Regions from separate parts of the Mus musculus genome. Here region 1 is linked to region 2. A link is a loop called in an ENCODE intact Hi-C map of the cell type or tissue named here. Cell type or tissue: left cerebral cortex. All regions are shown on one strand. Each heading gives the region's core, and the rest is flanking DNA. Links, peaks and the distances in the headings are about the cores only.

Region 1 (10,336 bases), core at 1,415-9,414, 110 kb before region 2:
GATCAAGAAGCTAGGAAGTTCTGTGTCTGATGAGCTTATGTGTCTTACAGCTGACATCTCTTCCTTCATTCTCACAAATGGAGAGAACAGTGCAGCCTAACTCAACCTTCTGGATAGGTGCGTTCATCTCAGATGTGAGGGGTCTTTCTACAGGGCCCTAACTGTTCATACTATCACATCATCTTCCAAAATGATGCTTATAGATTAAACAGAGACAAAAACAAAGCTCTCACATCATAATGAACATTTCTAAAAGGCCACCACACTTATCTGTTTACAATATATTTTGTGCACATTTCATAAAGCCTTAGCCAAGATGAGGAAAATATAAACATCTTAGCTACTACATGAATGTGATGTGCACATGGTCTTCTTAAGAACGCCCTTATTTTGTCTTCATCATCACACTGCTGGGGTTGGGAGTGAGGACAAAAACAGACACATTTAAAAACTCCAGCAAAACAGTGGTGAGAACCACACTGTCAACGTTCATATTAATAACAATTTCCCCGAATGGAAGCATTTTTTTGTGCCATATGTTAGCCCAGTCTGCAACTGAGATCACCAGTGTCAACCATACTTTATAGTAAAAAACAGATTTTTTAAACAATTTTTATTAGATATTTTCTTCATTTACATTTCAAATGTTATCCCGAAAGTCCCCTATACCCTCTCCCCGAATGTGTCAGAGAACAAATACTGGTACTAAAAGTAGAGAGTCCAAATAACTTTCAAAGGCTCAGCTATGCTTTCACCCTGATAGTAAGAGTGATCCTATGGCAGCCACTGTGGTTGGGCAGCGGTCGGCACTGGAGACATGATTGCTTCCTGTTCCCCACCCCCACTTGCTTCTCCTCTTGCAATTCTCCCTGTTCAATTCTCATTCCCCTGTTCCCTTTATGCCAGTCGTCTCCGCAGGAAGCCATCCATGAATGATGCTCCTACCTTGCTTTTTCTCATCCACTCAACATTTAAAAAGAAAGGAAAAAAGGAACTACAAAAGTGTAGCTGGAGAAAGCTAAATCTCAAGAGTACTCAACCCAAAAGCATTGAATAGGCCTTCCGTATTGCGTTCCTGCCTCCATGAGGAGAAAGTCTCACACTTGAGAGAACAGATGTTGTGTTTCTTATTGGTTGTGGGCTCCCAGATAACACATGCATCTAGACCTTAAAAAGAATTTTTGATGTTGACGATTATGATGGTTCAAGGGAGCAGGAAATTGAAAGAGTCAGAGAAGAAATGAATTCTGACCTTTGTCTGGCAGATTTGTATCTCTAGTCCACAACAAAGCAATTATTTGTACCCACATCTATGAGATTTGAACATAAATCACTAGATATGCATCATTCAGTTATCCTTAAAACTTCAAGAACACTGTGCTAAAGCCATCCCTATGTAGTCATCCTCTCTGTGTTTAGGGATCCCAGGGAAGAAACATTTTCAATTTTCCAGGTGCCAGGAAGTTTTTTTATCTAAGCCTAACTATATTTCTTCCTCAGTGATGTTAGCTCTGATTCTACCCAGCTGACTGAAACAGCTCCTTATCTTCATCTGGATAATATTTCTCTGCCTATTTGAAGATTGTTATTACAGTGTCCCTCTGCTCTAGCAGTCAGTTGGCCACGTGATTTTAGTTTTCCTAGCGTTGCCTAATTTGTAACTCAGAATGTTCATATGCCTTTCAGATGTTCCCCAAGTAGATGGCATGAGCAATAAATTACCAAATAATAAACAGAGTAGAATTTGGCCAGGGCTGCACCCAGTGTCTGGGTCACCTCAGGTTTCCCTTGCTGCAGTGATCTGAACACCTGGTTACTATGTTTGTTTGTGTTGGCCATAGTTTACTACTTGTGTGTGTGCGCGCAATGGTATACTCTTTAGACCGTCCCCATAATGCTTGAGCCATGTTTTCCCATCTTTAAATTTAAATTTCTTAATTTTTATTAATTAACTTTAATCAAACTAAATTTGACTGTAAGGATACACATAGTAGAAGGGGAACACCAACTCTGATCTCCACATGTGTGCTGTGGCACATGCGCGTGCACACACACACACACCATATACAATAGTAGCAATAATGATGATGATGATGATGATGGTGGTGGTGGTGGTGGTGATTATGATGTAGTACAGTTTCCCTAGGCTTATAGTTAGCATCTTAATGGTATATTTGTATACCAGTTCACTTTGGGTTTATATTAACTTTAATATTATACAAACTCTTTCCTCCTGTTTATTCTCTGCCCCTTCCCTGGTGCTTTTATGGTCATACAAACCACACATTTAATATGTTATATACATACCAATGTAAATTTATATTTATTGCTTTATGAACCTGTCTTTTAAATATGATAATTACAAATATACCTATACTTTCTTTTTAGGATTTATTTTATTTTTATGTTGAAGGCTACACTAGGGAGCTGCTGCAAGAATTATTTTACTTTTAATTATGTGTATGTCGGGGGGGTTATTAGGTACCTGGGGGCAGGTGTCATAGAGGCCTGATCACTCTCGAGCTGACATGATAGAATTATAGGCCATTGTGAGCCACCTGGTAGACGCGCTGGTAATCAACCTCGGGACTTCAAGAACAGCACACACTCTTAACTTGTGAGCCGTCTTTTCAGTTCCCTAGTTATGCCTTCTTTTTTATTTACCTACAGTTTATATTTGCTAGTGGGTAGTGGTAAAAATAACTGTGTTTGTTGTTGTTGTTGTTGTTGTTGTTGTTGTTGTTCCTTTTAGCCTCAACTTACTGTCCCTCATCCTTTCATATGTACCTAAAGAATTCTTTTAGTATTGTTTGCAAGGCTGGCCTACTGCCAATGAACTGCCTCTTAGTTCTATTAATCTAAATGTGTCTTGGTCTCGTCCTCACCTTGAAAGATAGTTTTACTGGACATAGCTTTCTTAGTTGGTATGTTTTTATTATTTTTATTTCACCGTTTTAAGTATTTTAACTATTCTGTTCCCACAGCTTCTGAGGGGAAGCCGGTGAGGAACTTTGAGCATAAGCCACTTTTCCTTTGGTCCACCAAGATTCTCTTTATCTTTAGCTCTTGGTAGATAGAGTACAGTGTGTCTACACGTGAACCTCTGCATATTGATTTCACAAACTGCCAGTTTTCACTACATTTAGAAAGTTTCTGCTATTACTTCATCCATTCTCCCTGCTCCCCTAGCTCTCCTATCCTTCCGCGACTTCCTTTCAGACAGACTAGACTGTATTCCCTGACTCTTGAGACGCTGTTCAGCCCCCTTTGTTGGCTCTTTCTTATCCTCAGCATCCGTGATGCTAACTGGCCTTCCCTGGAGTTGACCGCTTGCTCTGTCTGTAGAACTACCCGGATCTGCTACCGAGGCCTTTAGTGAACTTTTCATGCCTCTTACTTCGCATCTCAGCTCTAGACTTTATATTTGACCTTTAAATAATTTCTCTATGCTTATCTCTACTTATGGAGAAACTGCTCTCATATTTTCTTCACGTGTGGTTACATTTAGCTCTTTGAACATAAGAACAGAGATTTAAGTCTCTATCTAGTCCCTACCTACATCCTGACTCCTTTAGGGTAGTTGTATTGACTGCTTTCATATTGATGGTGCAGTGTTTTAATTTTCTGAGAATAGTCACTAATTTTGTTGAACAGTACAATTAAAATAATATCACATGGAGGGAGACTCTTGACATTTGAGCATCTCACTGCAGCACGGCTAATGTTTCTGTTGGTGACGATTACTTCATTCTAGCTGTCACTATCACAGGTAGCCACCATGGTCTCTGATACTTAACTTAGCATTCAGCTAGTGATTGGACCAGGAGCTCACTAATGACACAGTACTTTCCAAGGAGTTCTATGTGCATTTGGAGAACACCCTGAACACTCCATGTCAGAAGGAAAATTTGCTTTAGCCTTCCTTTTCTGCTTTCATAGGGCCATAAGATAAGGCAAAACAAAGTTTTGGATTCTCTCTGAGGACTCACACAACAGTAGGTGTGTGCTCACCTCCGTATTTAACAGGTGCCCATGCCATCTTGCCCCACGTTTTCCTGTAACCTTTGCAAAGCCCTGATGTGCATCAGTCAGCACTGCCCACCTCAGGTAGCTGTGATGTTAATCTCTGTGCATCCTTTCTACAGTTGATTGGAATTCATCTCCATGGGGAACAGTGACAGTCAGTGAGTTCTGAGTCAACGCATACAGGCAGTGCTGTGCGTGGTATGTTCTCAGGGAGCCATCAAGCAGGTCAGAAGATGACAGTTCTATGGGAATGGAGCTTAAGAGTCCTCGCTTTGTTCTACTATTCATGACTGTAGGAAGGCAGTTTTCAGGGTTATTATAAAGCTGGAGATGGAGTGCTGATAATAAAACAGTAGAAATCCACCACCACTCCCAGGTTTATTCATACTCACAAATACTCATCTGTGTTCTGTGATCAATACTCTCCTAACTGCTGCAAGCCTCCAGTTCCCTGTAAGGGTTCTGAGAAGTCCCTTCTGGCCATTTTGTTTGTTGTGGGTTGGGTTTGGGTTTGTTTTCAGTAGTTGATTGCTCCATGCAAGAAAAGTGTCTAGCATTTGTCTCTGCTGGTTTCCTTCATTGTTGTGTATTATAGCAAGCATTTTGACAACAATCTTTACTGTACTAAAATGAAATTCATTGATAATATTACCAAGGCAAACAGACATTCTCAGAAGGATTGCTGTAATTTGTCTAATTGTAAAGAAAGAAAGAGGTCAGCCCCGTTTGTGGGCTTGCTTTGAATTTCGACATTCCAAATGACATGGCTACAGTTGTGTCTTCCAGAGCCCTCCAGACCCATCTGTGGGCAGAGATCCTGACGCTAGCATTCTCAGAATGCTAGTGCTACTACAGAAACAATGTGCATTCTGCCCTCACTTTATGTCAGATTCGCATTCCTTAAAAAAAATAACTGGAAAGTAATTGGATTTGTGTTTGTCTGTTTTGCCTTGATGTAAAACTGAATTTGGTCCTGGTCACAAGGCATTGCAGACAGGTTTTTTGACTGTGTAAATAATTGTTGGAGCAGCAGCACAGTGCGGAACTTCCCTTTGGATAGCTCCCTCCTGAGACCAGCCCCTCACACCTGGCCCTTAGAATCTTTCCAAACTCCCGCTAGGGGGCAGTACTACTCTTTGAGAGATTTAGATCGGCCTGCTGTACAGGAGCCCTGGGTCCTTTTGTTTTTTGTTTGTTTTGTTTTCTCTTTTTCTTGTCTTTTAATTTGGGGTGCACCAAACCCAAAGATTCAATTGTAATGCAATCAGCTGGTTGAATGCATCTGTACTATATCCATAGCTTATTTCTACTGTCTGACTTTTAGGAAATTTTAAAACAATCACTAAATAATTTGAGGACATGTTGATAGATATTTAAATACTCATTTGTCTTCTTTTCAATTTTTTTTTTACTGCATTGAAATAAACAAATATGGAAACTAATCTACTCCGATAAATGTTACTTCCCTCTGTCTTAAGACCATGGTTGCTTAAAGAACAGCCCTGACATCTTCCAGGGGTTGGATCGCCCAAAAGTCTGATTTCTTTTTAAGCAGGATCTCGTTTGGTGTGTAATCCAGATTGCCTAAAAGAAAAAAAAAAAAAACAAGAAAGAAAAGAAAGAAAGGAAAGAAGAAAGAAGGAAAGGAAAGGAAAGGAAAGGAAAGGAAAGGAAAGGAAAGGAAGAATGACATGGCTCTACAAAGAAGTACTGAAGTCGTGACCTGGTGCACAGAACCAGTTTTGAAAGCCTTGCCATTCTGTCAGCTGCATCAGCTCTAGTGGGGATATAATGACACAAGTCCTGCTTATTCTTGGTGAGCCACAGCCAACTCTTGCTCCTCTGTTCTGATCATGTTTGTAAATATAGCTATGAGTGTTGTAGTTACCATCATCTTTAATCTGACCTTTGATATAATACCTAGTCAGTCAGCATTGCAAAGTAATATAAATCCCATGGCTCCTGTGTTTCATTCTAAATACATAAAAGGATAAACAGATAAGGGAAGATGGAAGGAGGGAAAGAGGGCGCGAGGGACAGAGCTAGGGAAGAAAGGAAAGAAGGAAGAAAAATTTTAATTCCACCAGAGGGCATCGTGACAATTTTCACTTGCAAAAGAAAATGTAATGGGGCAGCTAAAAAATTTCCAAAATTGGAATGTTGAAATAAATGGGCATAATTAAAGCAACAATACTTTGACCAAGGCGTTGGCTCAATTATGACTTTAAAATCCCAATAGGTTGATGCATTTTGCTAAGGATATGTTTATCCCTCAGAGACACAATTTGGGCAAATAAAAAAAAAGTTGACAACTTATATGACCAGTGGGTGGTACCTATGCATTGTTACCATGCCCCAGGCCTAGGTCTAAACAAGATTTTCCTCCCCCCACTTTCAGAAATTATGTTAGGAATTTCACAGAACTTTCTAAATGATGGTAGCTTATTAGCAATCATGACTTTGAAAAGAATTACAGAACAACAGACTGTCCTACAGGAGCCCTGTCCCTAGTTGTTGGTAGAGAGGTGTCATGGAACACCAAACATGCTAAAGCTCTGGTTGCTCATTCATTCATTCATTCATTCATTCAACACAGCTATCAAGCACCCACTAAGCACTATGCACTACTTTCCTGGGTGGTGTGTGAAATCCTAGGTTTTAACTTCATAGAGCTTCATAGTAAAGAGACATATAAAAGGAGGGCTAAGCAGTCAAATAAAAACAATCTTTTCAGTTGAGAAATCACAGGAAGTCAATAAAAAGAATTCATATAAGAAAATAACAGGGAACTTAGATCAGCTTGTAGGAAAAGCCACGTGAGCCTGAAGTCTGATGACATGAAGACAAGAACAGCACTGGAGAGAGAGGTTCTGCTCTAGAGCCACAAAGGAGGCCACCATGTGTCGAGCAATATGCCCTGGGCATAGGCACTTACAGTGAACTCAGGCTGGGCCCTGCTAGAACCCTTGAATGTCATTTTTAGTGTAATGTTTAAGCATTTGACATATTCCAGAGAATTGACTGGGCGGGAAGAAGATGAAGTTAGGGAAGCGAGGGTATAAACACAAAACCACAGCTGGAGCAATGAACTGAAACCCCAGTCGAACAGTACAGTGGCTCCGAGGAGAGTATGGCGGCCAGCGATATGGCATAAGCACCTGGCTTCAGGGTTTTAGAAGTGACAGCTACAGGCCTTACAGAGGCATCGCATATGGGAAGAAAGTTGAAACAAAAATGATCTGCGCATTTATAGCTGAACAACTGGGGGACAGATGATTATGCTGTTGTTGGCACTGTGAGCCATCCCGGGTAAATAAATGATTGCACTGAGCACTCAAGATGCAAGCCTCCTTTCTACCACACTAGCCGTTCTTCCTAATGTGCATGGAGATATTTCTTGAGCGATGATTTCAACCTCTGTGTAGCAAAGGGCAGTGAGCCCTACGCCCTTTCTGCATCTCCCACTAAACTGTAGCTGATGTGGCTGCTGGTGGTCTTTTCTGTGATCAGAGGATTAGCTCAATTCCTCAGGATAACTCCAAATTATTCTCTCCAGAGACTCTGTGGTGTCAACAGCCCTGGATTAGAGACCGGTGACCTCAGCTTTTTTCTTACTCGCTGTGTAACCTGGGGAATGTCATTTCACTTCTGCAATCCTTGAAGGTCCTTCTGAAGACAGTGTCAGTAATTTCAGGGAGCCTAGTTTGTAAAAACTGTAAGCAGCTACATAAATAGTGATTCTTGTTCTCATTGTCGTCTCAGCTGCCACCTTTGTTACAAATAACCTGTCATTCATTTTGCCCTGTTCGCTTCCCTTTGCTTCTTGCCTGCTTCTTCTACCTCCTGTCCTTTCTGCCAGATAAATTTGCTTCCCTGCAAAAGGCTGATTATTTGGAGACATCATCACTAGCCAATCAGAGCTCAGCATTCCGGCTGGCTGGTAAGCCAATCAGATGCAAGCTCCAGGTCTTCTTTCAGTGTTGCTAGGGTTTCAGGTCTACTTCTAAAAACTGGCTTGCTTGCTGCTGGTTCATTCTGTCCTTCTCTCCCTCCATCCCCCCCCCCCCCCCCATCCCCTTGCTCTCCAAACCCTTCCCTTTCCCTCCTCCCCTCTTTTGGGTTTGGAGCAATTCCAAATGCTTAAGCCTTCCGGAAGTTTGGGTTATTATGAATAAGCAAGGTTTAACTGTGTATTTTTTCCCTTGAGAAACAGGACAGCTATTCCACATTCGATTTTGAAAGCATGTGTTTTAGCAGCTTAATGTCCCTTGGCTCCATAAAACAGAATTTCGTTGTGTTTAAGAGAATTTTTTTGGTGCAGAGTGACTTTTATTCAGATGACTAGAAGATAAACTGGCATAGAACTTGGCAGTGACGTGTCCTGTCACTTGAACCTCATTGGGCTAACACAGCGAATTCTAAGTATGTCAAAACTCATCCAGTTTAACTGATGATGGAAGATAATATCTGATAGCACCTCAGATATTAGTTCTATCTTGAACTTTCAGTGCTGGGATTAGTGGTGAAAATCACTGGTCAGTAGTGATGGGGACTCTCACTTTATTGCTAATGGGTATCCCTTCCATCACATCTGGCTCATCTGTGGACCCATGGGTCTTCTTTAAATGCTCTCTAGTAGGGCGTGTGAAGATGCCCTAAACACAAACTGGCTCTGTGCTCTGAAAGCTTAGGGGCGATGCCGGATTGAGAAGGAAAACAACAGCAACACAAGTTCTGTCTTTCTCATAACCTTTGCTACTGACTTAAAAACTGGAACAGCATAAGGATTCGCAGTGTAAAATGACCCAAGACAGGTGGCGCAAAGCCAGAAGTCTGTCAGAAGCAGCTTAGGAAAGCTTAATGATTCACAAAGGAGTCGCTGCCTTCAGGCTCTGACCTTTAGAACTAACCAGCTTTAAGCTTTTGGTTCTGGCCCTTCAAGTCACTTGTATCAAAGAAAAAGGTACTCCCTTAAAGACATTACCATCCATCCATTCAAAAAGAAAAAAAATAGAAGAGAAAAGGTGTCAGCACCAGCGACTCTGTTCTCAGATAACATGGTCTTAGTCCTAAAGACAGTATTAATTGCATTAATTGCTTAAATACATTTTTTTTTTTTGGTTAGCTTTTAGGGAAGGCCTTGGTGTTACTGCATATCCTGCAGGTGAAATGTATGAAATTTGGTTAACATGGTAACGGCTCTAAAAATACCTAGGCTACAGTTTAACCACAGAGTTTCCTCCTTAACGTAAAAGAGCCGCTGTCATGAGGTGTACGAAAGTGCAACAAAGGCGATCCGTCTGACTTCATGCAAGCAGCCTATTAAGACAAGCCTGGCGAGGACACTGTGCGGCCACTAGGCATCAAAGCAGGAATTAAAGTTTTGTGAGACCATCTGACAAAGCACAACCCAGCTGATCAAAACGGCTAAGCATTCTTTCCCTGTTTCTACCTCTTCTGCCCCCACCCACTGGCAACCAAGCAGGGTGTGGTGGGGGTTCAAACAGTCACTATAGCGTGACCACAGGGCCTCACCCAAGGAAAACCTGGGTCACAGAGACCCAAGCGGGTAAGGAGGCTGCAGCAGGCTCCCCAGCATTCTCTGCAGCAGGCTCATGTGGAGGGTGCAGGGAAGGGAAAATTGCTCACTTGAGGTTTTCCCCATGAGGCCCTTGCTTCACAAAACAAAGGGTGGCAGAGGGTGCGACCTTTCCCAGGATGGCTCTGCAGTTGCCCACGTCAGGCTCTTCTGAACTCCGAGTGTCCTTACAGGGTTAAGAGATTTCTTACAAAAATCAGGCTGTCGAGGTTGCATGGTTTGGTAAATGAAAACACTGACACCCATTTATACTAGAATTTCAGATAAACAATGAATAATTTATTTAGTAAAAGAATGTCTGGTGCAATATTTGGGATACTGAAGAAATCCATTGTTCATCTGAAATTCAGATCTGGGTGTTGTGTGTTCTCTCTGATAGCTCTAGTCAAATCCTTCCATCCTTCGTCCTTAACTTCTCACCTTCGAGTGCCCAAACAACATGCTCAACTGTACTTTTTGCTTCAGGTATTTAGCTTTGGCTTGTTCTGGCTTTGTTTGGTCTTGTTTCACCCTGCCTCTTAAACCTCCGCTCATTATACAGAGCCAGAGGTGAGGAGATGAAGTAGCAGCTGAGCTCCGTCTCACCTTTGTGTTATGGACTTTTAATGCATGTAATTTTTTTAATATTTCATTTTATGTGTATGACTTGCCTGCATGTGTGCCTGTGCAGCATGTATGTGTCTGGTGCCTGCCGGGGCCCGAGGAGGGCAT
Region 2 (10,336 bases), core at 1,339-9,338:
GGTTTCTATTCCTCGGCTCTATAAGAAGACCCTGGGGCACATTTCTTTCCAACCACTTGCCTGGAGTCCCTCTTCCCCTCTTCTGCCTCCTTTCTGAGAACATCCACCATTGATTGTGTTTTAATCATCTCCAAACTCAAAATAGGAAAGTCTGACTTTATTGTTAGCTTGCCTACAGTTCTTGGGCTTTATGTGCTCCTTGGATGAATTTAAAGTATGTTTTGGCAGGATGTTCCTCCTGAAGTCTATCTACTCTTTTATAGTGGCTTGTATATATTGTTTATTGAGTCTGTAGCAACGTGTCTTCAGACATCTGCCAACCTTTAGAGCCCTGACCTAAAAGATTTGTGAGTTATCAAGCACAGAATGTCTGGTGTGTCAGGTTGGGTCCTCTGAAAGCAGACACCAAGACTAAATCAGATGTAGAAGAGAAAACATCCATGAAGGATAAAGAACACAAGGAGTTGGCAGAGGTAGCATTAGACAATGAAGTGGAGCTGACCCCTGCATCAGGAGAGGAAGAAGGAAGGAGGTCTTAAAAGGAAGAGCCAATACAGAACAGGAAATGGCTTCAGCTTGCCCAGTAACAGACCCACAGCAAATATTGCCCCCTAGAGGGAGGAAGTGGCTCATACACAAGTGACCCTGGGTCTGGTTAGTGCAGCAGCTTTCTACCCACAAACTACCTTCCTCAAGCTGCATCCTACCAGCTCTTGAAATGTAAAAGAAAACTGTCCTTGCCTTAAGGGGGAGGATTGACTAAATCCCTTGCTAGAACACTTAAAACAAACTCAGACGCTCCTTTTACTAAAAATGGAAAGATAACTCAGTTATAATAACCAGTATTAAATGTGTCTTCCTGCATGATCTGATTTTATATTTAGAACAACCCTGTTAAGAAACCATTGCTAGGCTGGGATGTGGGTTAGGAGTCGAGCACATGGACAGCATGTATGAACACCTGGGTGCAATCCCACACTGTAGGGGTGAAAAAAGGCCGTTCTATTCCTTGGATGCAAGAAGCCACAAAGGTGATGAGAGCAGATGTAATTTACTTAAATTGGCCAAGTTTTTAAATAACTAAGTTGAGGCTTAGTTCAAGTCATTTTGAATCCAAAGTCTTAAGGCTTAAATATATCCCCAGAATTCCCAATTTCTCAATTGTGTATTCAATCAAGGAAGGCCCAGATTGTGTGGAGCCTGAAGTCTCTGAAGTCAGAGGGACAAGGTGAAAGAAGATCATGAGATGCATTCAATGAGAAAATTAAAAAATTATGAAGATGAAATTCAACCCAGGGCCTCAGAGAGATGCATGTAAGGGTGACAGCTGGGTTTCATTGGCCTCTGTATGTTCATCTCCTTATATGTTATTAAGCCTCCATGCATTCACTTTTGATTGTCACATCGTGATTACTGCCAACTCTCTTGCTAAGACAAGTAATGATTCCCAAACTGAAAAATGTTCATCCTACAAAAAGCAAACTACAGATTCAGTGCAATGGCCCCCTCAAAATTCCAGTCCAGTTCTTCATAGAAATCGGAATACAAAAGCAAAGACAGCCAACCTTAAACTCCATATGGAAACCCACATACACATTAGGATCCTTAAATAACCTTGATCAATAAAATAACTACTGGAAATACCATCTTTCCTGATTTTAAACTGTACAAATAAAGTGCACTATAGTAATAAAAACAATGTGGTACTGACATTTAAAAACACATATTTGTCAATGAAATAGAACTGAAGACCCTGACCTAAGCTCATATACCTTTGGACACCTGATGTTTGCCAATACAGTAAAAAATAAATACTGGAGAAAAGACAGCGTCTTCAACAAATGATTCTGGCCAAACTAGATAGCTACAGAGAAGAATGAAAATTAAGGCATGTCTCTTACCTTGCACAAAACTCAGCTCCAGGTGTATAAAGGGCCTCAATAAGATCTGATACTCCTGCAAACTTTATATGTCCCAATACAGGTGAATGCTAGGGCCAAGAAGAGGGAGTGGGTGTGTAGGGGAGCAGGGCAGAGGGAGGGTATAGGGAACTTTCGGGATAGCATTTGAAATGTATATAAAGAAAATATCTAATAAAAATTTTTTTAAAAAAGATCCGATAATCTGAATCTAATAGAAAAGAAAGTAGAGATTACACTTGATCTTGTAATATTTTCAGTACATTTATAATTTTGTGTTAAGACACATTTATCTATCTTGGAATATATCAGCCCATGGGCCACAGGCTAAACATGCCTGTGTAAAACAGACAGTAATAACATTTGCTGCATACAGTATTTATAAGTATAAAATAACTCAAGTCTCCAGGACTAGCATTCTAACAATACACCCCCATGGATCCTGAATCACCAGAAGCAAAAAGTAGTGGTAGCTCTGGCCTTTATTAGTCAGACAGCACCAGAAAACAGATGGCTTCCAAAGGAGGTAAGGGGGCCCTAAGAATGGAGAATTCCCCCACTTAAGAAAGAACCAGCCAGTTGTGGTGGCACACGCTGGTAGGATTTGCTGAAGGAGGCAGAGGCAGGAGGATCACGAGTTCGAGGCCAGCCTGGGCTACACATTTTTACAGAGACAAAGTTTGGAGCTGTGACAAAAAGATGGACCATCTAGAGACTGCCATATCTGGGGATGCATCCCATAATCAGCTTCCAAATGCTGACACCATTGCATACACTAACAAGATTTTGCTGAAAGGACCCAGATATAGCTGTCTCTTGTGAGACTATGCCGGGGCCTAGCAAACACAGAAGTGGATGCTCACAGTCAGCTATTGGATGGATCACAGGGCCCCCAATGGAGGAGCTAGAGAAAGTACCCAAGGAGCTAAAGAGATCTGCAACCCTATAGGTGGAACAACATTATGAACTAACCAGTACCCCGGAACTCTTGACTCTAGCTGCATATGTATCAAAAGATGGCCTAGTTGGCCATCACTGGAAAGAGAGGCCCATTGGTCTTGCAAACCTTTTATGCGCCAGTACAGGGGAACGCCAGGGCCAAGAAGTGGGAGTGGGTGGGTAGGGGAGTGGGGGGAGGGTGTGGGGGACTTTTGGGATAGCATTGGAAATGTAAATGAAGAAAATACCTAATAAAAATATTTAAAAGAACGAAAGAAAGAACCAATGTGCTTATTGTAAGCAGGAGAGCCACTGGGCCAGGGAATGCCTCCAAAAGAAGAAGCCTATCTAAACCCTGGCCTTAGAAGTTAAAAAACAGGGGAGATGGGGTTCAAATGCCCTCTCCGAGCCCAGAGTAACCCTAAAAGTGGAGGAGAAACCCACCAGTTTCCTTGAAGACAGCAGAGTTCAACATTCTGTCTTGCTGAAGCCTAAGGGTAAACGCGGGGGGGGGGGGGGTCGTGCCTGTAACAGAACTTCTGGGTTATGGTAAACGCTGAGCCTGTCTTCTCTATGTAATGTCTTAGCTTCCTAAAGGTGAGTATAATCCTTAAAATTCTCAAGGTGGGAATACCTCTACACAGATGATCAAGCAGGTCCTATTGTGGTCTTCTGGCCAACTTACAGGACTAGGAGTGTTGCTATTAACCCTTTTCTTACCTGGTAGCTATGACTGGGGCATCACACAACCGTGATCGTTAAGTCACAATTGAATTTCATATGGAAATCCCCTAGTAATGGATAAAGCCACAAGTAAAATGATACCCAGGCTGCATGATTTCTATGCATCACATGGTGTACTTCCCACAAGAGAGCTAGAGAAAAGGGATACTATACTTACTTCATACAGCCATGGAAGCTGAGGCTCAGAAAAAAATTAAGTAACTAGACCCAAGACATCAGAGCACATGAGCAATGGACTCCGGTTTGAAGCTGACTGTAAACGTTGATCTTTCAACCACGTGAATTATACTTCATTTAGTGGGTCCAGTGTGCATAGTCCTATAACATTCATCTTCACTTTACAAAGTCCTCCGAAGATACATAAAGGGCTCTATGGCCAGAATCGCCATGAACTACAGTGAGAATGACATTAATAAGCTACCCTTTTTTGTCCTGTCAAGAAAACTAACAACCTTTTGCATTCCAAACTTCTTCTCAGCTTCTCAAAATATTATTGATATCTATTGCTGCACTTTATTCTCATAGAAATACTTTATTAGACAGAGAAACCTGTCCTCCAGCAGTCAAAGGTCTTGCCTAATGAGTCATAAGTTCCTCAGAGCCCTTGGCCCACAGAATTACTTTTGTGATTATCATGTGATTCGATTATTTTACCAAAATTTTTTAAGGAGAAAGGGTAAGTATTTGTTGTCACAAAGCAAAAAAAAAAAAAAAAAAAAAAAAAAAATACAGATCTGCAGGAGAGTTTAATCATCTTTTCCTTTCTTCTATTCAAACTCTGTATAACTTTCTGCTACAGATTGTATAGATCCGTGGTTTGAAAGAGTGTCATAGATTAAATCGTCATGTACAAGGCTCTTGCTTCGGTAAGTCAAGAAGTATGACATTTACAATTTGTAGCACCAGACCCTGTGTGAGCTTGCTCAGTGGTGTTTAGAATTTGCTTCTTCTTTCACTGTTTACTCCACATTTGTCCCCAGTGGCTAGCTTTGGCTGCACAGGCTGAACATAGACAAGGCTCCAGGGATTCGTTGGTATTGCCTGAATTTGTGGTGTTCTGAGCTTGTCACCCTTTTGACATCGTTTTCTGCTCATCCTAATGAAGAAAGGGTCTGTGTCATTCCTACTGACCCTGCCACTGCCAGCTGCCCACTGACTTCCTCTGCAGGAGTTCTTGTAGTCTCTGAGGATCGTGCTGTTAGAGATTTGTATTCTGAGTGACTGTGTCGGTGTGCACAGTGTTCCACCAGTGTAAAGGCAGCAGGGTTCCCCCATGAGTCTTACCACGCCCCCAACAATGACAGTGTCTCTTGGGCTCTGTCTTGAATTTTTTTCACCATTGTTAGAATTAGACTCATGTCAATCTTGACATCATGATGTGAGTGGCGGTCATCTGAGGATGCCATTGGAATGAGCTCTGTTGAGTGATTAAAGAGCTTATGTTGAATGTGGGGGATGATAGAGCATGGAAAAAAATCACAGAAAAAAAAAATGCAGCAACAATACAAGCTCAGTAGGGAAATTTGAGACATCAAACATTTTTTTTATACAAACTACCAAAGGTCACTAGTCTCCCACATCAAATACACAGACATTTTTTTAAACAAATCCATTTCAGTCTGAGTCTCAACACAGGCCTAAAATATGTGTTTTTGAAGAAAAAAAATGATTCTAGGATAATTTTAATTTTGTTGTTTTCCAAAAACAAAGAAAACACTGCTGGAGATTTAAGTATGGGGAATTGTGAAGAGCATTTCAACTTTGCCCAAGAGGTTGCCAGTGAAATACTGATGCTGAAGTTTAAATTTTCAGAATTACATTCATTTCTGATCACAAGATGTTATTAAAGGAGCAAAGTAGCCTCCAAGGTATAGTGGCTACCTGCCTGTTTTCAAGGAGCCTCCAGCCTCCATGTCACCAGATCAAGCTTTGTCCAATGTACAGCCTCTGCATTCGTCTCAACCTCAATTCAACAGGAGGTTGGGGTTTAGTGAATTCAGCATAGAAATGATCCTTCACCCATGTCACCCCATGGAAGAAGGCTGATAGAGAAGAGGGCTCTCAGGCTCTCCCTGAAGGCCTTAGCTTGTTCTCTTTCACATCTGCAGCCATGTCCTCCTCGGGGAGTTGTCCAATTCAATGTGATTTTAAACATCTGTCAGCTAAATCAGAGCTCCAAATTTAGCACTCGGGAACATTATGTGGATTTGTGATGCTCGCTGGAGAACACTGCATCCGTAAACTCTCAGCTCGCAGGAGACAGCCGGGTGGTACTTTGGTTGGTAATTTTATCTATGACACGTTTAATTTGGCTGTACATTTATGGCAATTATGTAAAAGGGAAATTGTGGCCATTTCCTTACAAAATGCTTTCTGCTGAGAACTCTGCCTTTCTCTCCGATCATTTGCCTGTGTGTTTTTGTTTGTTTTTAATCCCCAGAGGCTAGTTTTATCTGGGTTTCCTGAAATTCTATTCTCCATCCCGAGACATCTTTCTGATACAGAAAAAAAAAAGTCACTGCTATACCGGTCCTGAGGAAACAGAAGTTCTATAGATGCACAGTTCTTACTAGCTGCCTTTGCTCAGCACATAACATGGCTCCTTTCTCTCCTCTGGATGGATGTTTCTGACAAGATGTACTGCAGCTAAGGAAAATGGCAAGCCCACATCTTGGCAGTGCCAAATCACTACTTGATGTTAGGCTCATTTAGAAGTGTATATCTAATCCCCATCAATTCCTGAAATCATGGCATCCTTAGAGGGAGAAATGGCCTTGCAAAGTAGTATGGCTGCTAATAGGTATTTTATCACAATAGATGAACATGTATCTATTCCAATTAGATTCACAGGAAATCTTATAGCCGCCAAGATCCAGTGCCCCAAAGCCTTCAGTAAGTCCTCAGACTTAGTTACCCCGTCCTTTGAGCTATGGAGCAGTGGTCTGAGTCTCTACTCTGATTTTAATGTATGCTGTTAATAGGGAGAATCAGCAAATGCCACCATGATGTTGAAAGAGGCAACTGTGGTTTTTGATTGGGCCTATGTATGCAGGGTTAGGACAGGCCCCGAATGGGGGCCTAGTGACAGTGGAGACACAGTGAACTGGCACAAATTTGAACTGCTTAAGAATATACTGTCTCCCGCTGGGCAGTGGTGGCGCACGCCTTTAATCCCAGCACTCGGGAGGCAGAGGCAGGCGGATTTCTGAGTTCAAAGCCAGCCTGGTCTACGAAGTGAGTTCCAGGACAGCCAGGGCTACACAGAGAAACCCTGTCTCAAACAAAACAAAACAAAACAAAACAAAACAAAACAAAAAAAAAACAAAACAAAGAGTATACTGCCTCCCAATGGGGTTGCAAATCCCTTCAGCTCCTTCAGTCCTTTTCCTAGCTCCTTCATTTGTGTCAGGCTCTGGCAGAGCCTCTCCAGAGACAGGTATATCCTGTCAGCAAGCACTTCTTGGCATCTGCAATAGTGTCTGGGTTTGGTGTCTGTATATGGGATGGATCCCCAGGTGGGGCAGTCTCTGGATGGCCTTTCCTTCAGTCTCTGCTCCACACTTTGTCCCCATATTTCCTTTAGACAGGAGAAATTCTGGGATAAAAATTTGAAGATGAGTGGGTGGCTCCATCCCCCAACTGGGGGCCTTGCCTAATCTCTGGATATGGTGTCTACAGGTTCTCCCTCCTCTCGGTTGGGCATCCCCCAGAGCTCCCAGGGACTAAACCACAGACCAGAGTACATATGGAGGTGCCCATGGCTCCAGCTGCATATGTAGCAGAGGATGGCCCTGTCTGGTATCAATGGGAGGAGAGGCCCTTGGTCCTGTGAAGACTTGATGGCCCAGTTTAGAGGAATGCCAGGGCAGTGAGGAGGGAGTGGGTGGGTGGATGGAATAGAAGCAGGAAGAGGGGGGGATGGGATAGGGAGTTGGGGGGGATAAAATTTGGAGTGTAAATAAAGAAAATATCCAATAAAAAATAAAGAACAATTAAAAAAAAAAAAAGAATATACCGTCTCAAGGCAAAAGAAAGTGTCCCAAGCACACTGCTAATGCCCAGAGGAGAGTCCTCACAAAGTCACTCTGGCTAAACCACACATGCCTCACACACACATGGACTGAAATAGGTAAAGATTTATAGAGAACATGGAGAAGTTGGTTATGCTGTGGTGGTGATTTTTTTTTTTAATGCTCTCTGATTTAATAACAAAACTATGTCGAATGTGGAAAACTCATCTGGGGATTAAGGAAATGGGACTCAACACTGGCTTTTCTTGCTGTTAGAGAAAAGATGAGACTCTCAGAGGTGCTATAATCAATTAAAAGCTGGGACACAGAGAAGGTGCCACAGAGCCCTGAGCAGGCAGGCTTCATCTTTACAACATCTTCTCTCTTGACGGTCTTAGTGTTTAAGGCATCCTCTTGGGGAGCTTGCTGGTTCTTCGTTCTACACAGTCCACTTCTGCAGCAACACGGTTCCGTTGGGTGGATACATTAGGGAGTAGTTAAAACCAGAGACTGGAGCATCAGGCAGATCAGGATTCTAACCCCAGACCACTGAGGCAAATTATCCTGAGAAAATTAGCAAGTATCCGAGCTCACTCACTGAGAATAAGGGATATAAACTCAAGTAGAAATAAAGGTCCTGACAGGAAACAAATGCTCGTTATCAAAATCGTCATCACTACTGTGATTAGTTTGGGTTCATTTCTTTTTTATCAGTGATTAAAAAAATGAAGCAACACTAGCTTATGCAAAATATTAATAATAAAACAATACAGGTATGGCTCACAGAAATCATGAGCAGGCCCATGCATGGGCACAGGGCCTCCAGAAAAATCTGCCATGGTTGCTCATCTGCTTCACAAGTCTCCCTCAGCTGAATCTTCGCTCCATCCCCCTGGGAGGTGGAAAAAGCCATCTCCCACCTCGCCAACTGCCAGCTTGCCGGTTCCACTTTCCCAACAGAGACCAACAGAAATCCCTTTCCTGCCCGTGATATCACAGACTCTAGTGGACTCACTCTGAATGCAAGCTGCTTACTCACTGAAGAAGGCCAGGCATGCCTACAGACAGGGGTCAAGTGACACTGTCGTCCCCAGGAAATGGCAAATATGGAGACTCGCTGGATTAATAGGAGGGAAATTATGGCCAGATGTTACAAAGGGTACTTTCAAACTAGTGCAATGGGGGAAGTGCAGTATTTTTAAATGTGAGAAGGTGTAAAAATGTCCTCTGTGAACAAAATTTCATATATAGCATGGTCATGAACTATACTCAACTTATAAAGGGAAAGATTTATAGGGAACACGAAGAAGTTGGTTTATGCTGTGGTGGTGATTTTTTTTAATGTTCTCTGATTTAATAACTAAACTTTGTTGAATGTGGAAAACTCTTACAGGGATTAACAACCCATGAGCCTTTGCCACCTAACACCTTAGCAAGGATTGGCTTACAACTGGCTGAGAGCCAGGCCTCCAGGGGTACAGTCCCTGGCCAGAGACTGAGAGAAGAGGCAGGAAAATGCCAATAGTCCTGGAGCCCGAGCTCCTCGTTCTTCCGGGCTTAGGAGCTGAGGCCTTCTCTGCGTGGAGATCTGGCTCAGACCTAAAGCCGCCATCGGATTTTCACAAGACGTTCTGTAAATTCCAGCCAGAGACAGGACAGCTACTAGAAAACTCCCTGGGTACTAAAAAGGCATCGGAAACACTGTGAAAAGTAACTGTGTGGTTTTCAGAGCAAGACTGGTGCCAACTTCCAAAAGCCCTCCAGACATCCCAAAGACACGTTTCTATAGAAACAGATGATCCCACACCCACTCTTGTAGCCTCTGAGCCCATCTGGCATTCTATCCCCAGTTCCCACCCCTGGGCCCAGTGAGGATAACCCGGGAAAAGTCTTTCCATTTACTCTTTGGCACCCTGCTTGTTCTAGCCTGAGTGTCCATGTGCTGCTTCCTCTAATGTTCCCCTAGAGGATTGGGTAGGACAGATGGTCACTGTCACGTTAGAGCCAGAGACTTATGAAGCAACTTTGTGATCAGTGTCAGTACTTAACCCCTGCCCCAGAGACAGAGCCCCGAGACTCTTGCCTGAATGGGGATGAGCCTCTGAAACACAGAGGGAAATCACGTTCACTGTCCCATCCTCGGGGTGGTGGTTTTGAAATTGCTCAAGCTGGCTGCCCTGAGACATTGCCCAAATGTTCCCTTAAAACTGCTTTTATCTTTAGCAGAGCTATATACGGCCAAAGCTTCAGAAAAATTCACTGAAACCTCAGGGCTTTTCGTGTGCAAGGCCCAGATATCAAAACATTCCAAGTTCTGATGCTGGGACCTTTCCTTCTGCTCCCATAGTTGTTTGCTTAGTTGAAATCATGTAATATCACCAACTTACACAGTTTGGCAGGGTTAATCTCTAACCTGATCTTCTATGTCCTATAGAGACTAGAGCTGTATGTAATGCCTATATATGTTAGCATACATTCATTATGTAGTACACAGTCATTAACACATTTATAAAAATACATTCATTAAGGAAGTTGATTAAAACTTACCATCGAAAGTTAGTGGCTTTAGGCAGATATTATTATCTTACAGTTGTTGGGGTCAGAAACCTTGCTGTCCGGGCATCAAGGTGTGAGTAGGGTTATGTACTTTCCTGGAGGCTACAGACGAGAATCCATTATCTTCCTTTTCCAAGTCCCACAGGCTGCTTGCATTCCTTGCCTGGG

Evidence for each region. Hi-C counts contacts between places; a loop is a spot of excess contacts. Peaks named below come from ENCODE experiments on the same cell type or tissue, not always from the same donor. Only the 100,000 strongest peaks of a DNase experiment are listed, where the experiment ranks them.
Region 1: a loop joins it to region 2, with 2.9 times the contacts of the local background. A loop is called at or near these places in 19 of 42 quality-filtered maps.

Annotation. Positions count from the first base shown.
Region 1 is chr19:33,222,002-33,232,337 of GRCm38, reverse strand. It overlaps the pseudogene Rnls. Among named protein-coding and RNA genes, the nearest start is that of Mir3970, 70 kb to the right of the region's middle. In left cerebral cortex, for the core only: CTCF peaks have their summits at 4,955, 5,157 (motif pointing right) and 6,109 (motif pointing right); DNase peaks (open chromatin) are centred at 7,424, 7,949, 8,390, 8,656 and 2 more places; H3K4me3 peaks cover 540 bases; H3K27ac peaks cover 1,614 bases.
Region 2 is chr19:33,109,379-33,119,714 of GRCm38, reverse strand. No RefSeq gene overlaps it. Among named protein-coding and RNA genes, the nearest start is that of Gm29946, 8.1 kb to the left of the region's middle. In left cerebral cortex, for the core only: a CTCF peak has its summit at 4,577; DNase peaks (open chromatin) are centred at 5,826 and 9,277; H3K27ac peaks cover 1,442 bases.